Linked DNA regions of Homo sapiens: region 2 is linked to region 1. Evidence: read pairs that join two places in POLR2A ChIA-PET (ENCODE). Cell type or tissue: A673. All regions are shown on one strand.

Region 1 (2,500 bases):
GCATGGTGGTGCACGCTTATAATCCCAGCTACTTGGGAAGCTGAAGCAGGATAATCGCTTGAACCCAGGAGGCAGAGGTTGCAGTGAGCCCAGATCATGCCATTGCACTCCAGCCTGGGCAACAAGAGGGAAACTCTATCTCAAAAAAAAAAAAAAAAAAAAAAAAGTTGAAGATGTGAAAGGGGAAGAGGGAGGTCTACTCCCCTTTCAAAGGAGGACATTAACCAGGAGGAGGTGGTGACGGAGGGAGAGGGGCTGAAGACTGATCTGAGTGGATGGTAGGGGCATGGGGTTGCACTCGCTGTGCACCTGCAGGAGCAGAAGCCTCACCTTCTCCCTGGCCTCTGCGCAGCTCTCGCCGTACTTCTGCTGAAGGTACCTGTAGTCGTAATTGGGGAACGGAGAGGGGCTGGGGAAGCTCCCCGACGTCCAGAGCTTCCACAGGCTCACAGCTGCGATTCCCAGCAGGGCCAGGGCCCCTGCAGCATAGACACCCACCTCCCAGCCAGGGGGGCTCTTGATGACTGCAAGGCAAGGGCAGCCTCTCATTAGGGCTTCCTAGTGGATACAGACCCCCACCCGGGGAGCAGCACCGACTTCTACATTGAATGGATATTTATTGAATGCCTACTATGTGCTAGGTGCTGGAGATCCCATGTCGAACAAGACATACACTTTCCTGTGTTGCTTGGGACCAGAAGTGTTTTGGGTTTCAGATTTTTTCTGATTTGGGGATATTTACATTACACTTATAGTCTGAGCATTCCTAATCCAAAAATCTGAAATCCAAAATGCTCCAATAGACATTTCTTTCAGCATCATGTCGGCCCGCAAAATATTTCAGATTTTGGATTTGGATTTTTGGATTTAGGATGATCAGCCTGTGTACATAATATCCAGAAAAGGCAAATCTATGTAGACAGAATTGACACCAGTCTATACAGTAGATTAGTGACTGTCAGGGGCTGGAAAGTTGGGAGAAATAGGGTTTCTTTGGGGGATGATGAAAATATTCTAAAAATAGATTGTGTGGTTGGTTGCACAATATACTAAAAACCATTAAATTGTACACTTTAAGTGGGTAAATTGCTTGGTATGTGAATCTTTTCTCTCTGTGAATCTCTTACCAAAACAAACAACTCAGCCACAAGTGAGAGGTGGCTGCAGGCTGTGCAGGGCTTGGAGACAAATCCAGATGCTCAGAGGCTTTTGCTCTGCTGATGAGTCAATAACCTTCTCTCTCTGAGCCTTGCTGCCCCCGAAAACGGAAATTAACAACCTCCTCAACTGTGGCAGGCGAGTCCTCCCCAGCACCGCGCTTGGCACGCAGCAGGACCATACACGTTCCAAGGTTTTGCCTCCCTCTCCCAGGAAACCTGGCTCTGCTTCCCCAAAGGAAGCCAAGGAGACACTGGGATTCATTGTGCAGGTCACAGTGCTGGCAAATACAGTTCTCTAAACTGCTCTTAGTACTGCGTCTGTCTCAATTCAAGTGAGGAAACTGAGGCACAGAAAGGCTAAAGAACTTGCCCAAGGTCACAGAGCCCAGAAGGGGTGGTGCTGGGACCCCAACTCTAGCAGCCAGACCCCAAAGCAAGTGGGGTAACCACTGCCCCACCCGGCCTCGACCCCGCACAGTTCCCTGGAAGCAAGGTGGGGAGAGGTGCGAAGAGCACCTCAGGGCATGAGATTGATCACTGCACATCCATTGAGCACCCATCCTGGTGTGCCAGCAGCCTATGGGCATGGGTAGCCAGGGTTGAGTCAGCCCCAGGCCAAGTCCCTGTCCTTAAGTAGCTGGCAGTCTAGGGGGTGGGGTGGGGCAGGCAAATAAATAGACAGATCAGGGTACTGGGAATGGGAGCAGCCCAGGAAGGCCTCCTGGAAGAGGGACATGTAAGCTGAGATATGAGGAGGGGCAAGAAGTGTGCCAGGCCACGGCAACAGGAGCTGGAAGTCAAGAGCGGGAAGAATAGAGGGGTATAAAAAGCCCAGAGTGGGCAGAGTGGCCGGGGGAGGGAGGGAGGGGACCCGGGGCTAGAGGAGTTCCTCATCACTGCTGCCCTGAAGCCCGGCCACACAGGAATGGATCACACAGTGGGGCAGCCCCTCTAGCCTGCCCTGCTGTCTGCTGAGCTGCCTTTGGCCAGAGTCCACAGCACTGACTCACTGGCCTCCAGCCCTGACGCCCTCCCAGCACTGAGCACCCTGTAAGGCTCTACTTTCTTTTCTTTTCTTTCTTTTTCTTTTTTTTTTTTTTTTTGAGATGGAGTTTCACTCTTGTTGCCCAGGCTGGAGTGCAATGGCACGATTTCGGCTCACTGCAACCTCTGCCTCCCCGGTTCAAGCGATTCTCCTGCCTCAGCCTCCCGAGTAGCTGGAATTACAGGCGTCCACCACCATGCCCAGCTAATTTTTTGTATTTCTAGTAGAGATGGGGTTCCACCATATTGGCCAGGCTGGTCTCAAACTCCTGACCTCAGGTGATCCACTCGCCTTG
Region 2 (2,500 bases), 160 kb before region 1:
TCTGTTAGGTTAGATATAATTGCTATTTTATTTTAAATCACAGCAAAGTTATTTGTGTTCACCCTTGGGTTTATTTAGAAAATACAAGGTTACAAAGGGCTTCCAAAGATCATTATTAGCAGTAAGAAGATTACCGAGGAAAGGAAAAGTGGTAAGGAAGTGGGAAGAAAACCGAAGACTGATGACTGAATAAGATCTTACATATTTGCATAGCTCAGAAATTTGAATACTATATCCAGGAGTCTATTTTTTTTTCAACTTGTAAAAAATGGTAGTAAAATACAAAAAACATAAAATGTTCTATCTTAACCATTTTTAGGAGCACAGTTCAGTGTTATTAAATATATTCACAATGTTGTGCAACCATTACCACCATCCATCTCCATAACTCTGTTCATCTTATAAAACTGAAACTATGGCCGTTTTAAGTCCCCATTGCCCTTCTTCCCAGTAACCACTATTCTATTTTGTCTCCATGATTTTGGTTACTCTATATACTTCATGTCAGTGGAATTACACAGTATTTATATTTTTGTGGCTGGGTTATTTCACTTAGCATAAGTCCTTAGGATTCATGTAATGTGTAGTATATATCAGAATTTCCTTCCTTTTTAAGGCTAAATAATAATCCAGTGAATGGAAATAGCACATTATGCTAAAGTATTCACTGCTGATGGACATTTAGGTTGCTACATTTTAGCTACTATGAATTATCATTCAGCCAAGCACTGTGGCTCATGCTTGCAGTCCCAGCTATGCAAGAGGTTAAAGCAGGAAGATCGCTTGAGTCCAGGATTTCAAGGCCAGCTTGGGCAACACAGTGAGACCTCATCTCTTAAAACTGTAATAGGCCCACTTGCTCCCTCCTGCCATCTGGCTGACATGAAGAACTGGAGGTGGCAGCAGTGGTAGCCTGCATCTGAGGCTCATGGGCTGCAAGCCCCTGCTCGTGCACCATGGATGATTTTGCCAAAGAAAGTTTCACTGTAGTGGATTATGTCTTGTTAGAAAATTGCCCTAATATGGGTGACTATGTCGTTGCTCCTCAATTTATGACCGACAATTATGTTCGTGTGACTCAGCTTAACTGGGATGGGGTGGGTACGCAATAAAAAGATTACATCTAAGTGAGAGAAATTTAGCAATTCTTGTGGTTCTGAGATAAGTTTGAAGAAATCACAACATCTTGAGTTGATAGAAGATATTGTGGATTTGGCAAAGAAAGTTGCTGTAAGTGGTAGAAAAATTATTCCTTATTGGAGCCTATTGAGAACTGGTTATAAAATAGAAAATAAAATACTGGCAACGGAACCAGCTTTGAACTGGGTAAATACACAGGCAATATTAACAATTCTAACTAAATTAGGACAAGCTGACAATTGTTGGCTTATGTTAAGTATTTTCTTTACTGAATATAAGTACAATATAACTAAAGTTCTAACAGAAAACTGCAATTTGCTTGAAGAATTTAAAACCCAAGGTTATACAGACTGCATAGAGCATGAACAACTAATAAAAATAAAAGGAAATAAAGAGTTTTGCAAAGAAAGACTTGATACAGCTCTATTACACCAGAGCCACTGAATAGAGACCTGAAAACCATTTTCTTTATAGTAACAGAGCTCTTTGTTTTCTTCATACTGGACAGTTTAGAACACAGTCCCATGGCATAAAATTTGGAAAATAGAAGAGTTTAAAAAGAAAATAAAAATCACCAGCAATCCAACCACCTTGAAGAATATTGCTGTATTAATGTTATTCAACTTTTTTTTTTTTTTTTTTTTTTTTTGGAGACGGAGTCTCACTCGATCACCCAGGCTGGAGTGCAGTGGTGCGATCTCGGCTCACTGCAGCCTTCGCCTTCTGGGTTCAAGTGATTCTCCTGCCTTAGCCTCTCGGGTAGCTGGGACTATAGGCATGCGCCACCACGCCCGGCTAATTTGTTATGCAACTTTTAGATGGCTCAAGTCATGGATAAACTGAGACTATTTAGACTAGAGAACTGGATGGGCTTGACAGTCTTCCATCAATACCACTATTCTCAATGGGTTCTGACAAGAAATGAGCTGCAAATGTCTTTAGGTTATTGCCTCTGTCTAGGTCCAGAATTGCATATATTCTACACTGTTTGAAGGTAAGTTTGTACACTTTCAAGATCAGATGAATAGGCTGGCAATTCTAAAAGTTGAGGATTCCTGTAATAATTGAGAAGCCAATCCAAAAATCGTGCCTTGCAGGAAGTCATCCACTCTCCAGCTCCAAGAGCTAAGAGGCAAATCCAAGTATTTCTGCTCCTTCATGAATGTTGAATCTTAGATACACAAATAGGATCCTCCTAAAACCCTGCTGCAACAGCAGGTGAATCAAAGTAGGAGTACAGAAGCCAGGTAGCTTGCTGAGATAAAGGCCAAGAGCAGGTTGTGGATCTATCCTTGTACCTCCTTCCTGATGGTCTAGCTTGTGGTTTAATACCACCTACATTTTTATTAGAGGCAGGTAA

What was found. ChIA-PET counts read pairs that join two places held together with the same protein. Peaks named below come from ENCODE experiments on the same cell type or tissue, not always from the same donor. Only the 100,000 strongest peaks of a DNase experiment are listed, where the experiment ranks them.
Region 2: POLR2A ChIA-PET joins it to region 1 with 11 read pairs; 6 of 35 experiments call an interaction of 5 or more read pairs at or near these places.

The regions. Positions count from the first base shown.
Region 1 is chr11:67,032,669-67,035,168 of GRCh38, reverse strand. SYT12 (synaptotagmin 12) reads right to left here. Exons shown (of 8, transcript NM_177963.4): 3 at 331-524. Among named protein-coding and RNA genes, the nearest start is that of SYT12, 11 kb to the right of the region's middle. RefSeq lists an enhancer at 2,082-2,500. In A673, no CTCF peak of the experiment used is centred here; a DNase peak (open chromatin) is centred at 1,148; H3K27ac peaks cover 853 bases.
Region 2 is chr11:67,194,659-67,197,158 of GRCh38, reverse strand. All of the region lies in intron 5 of KDM2A (lysine demethylase 2A), which reads right to left. Among named protein-coding and RNA genes, the nearest start is that of GRK2, 71 kb to the left of the region's middle. In A673, a CTCF peak has its summit at 874; a DNase peak (open chromatin) is centred at 1,038; H3K27ac peaks cover 1,805 bases.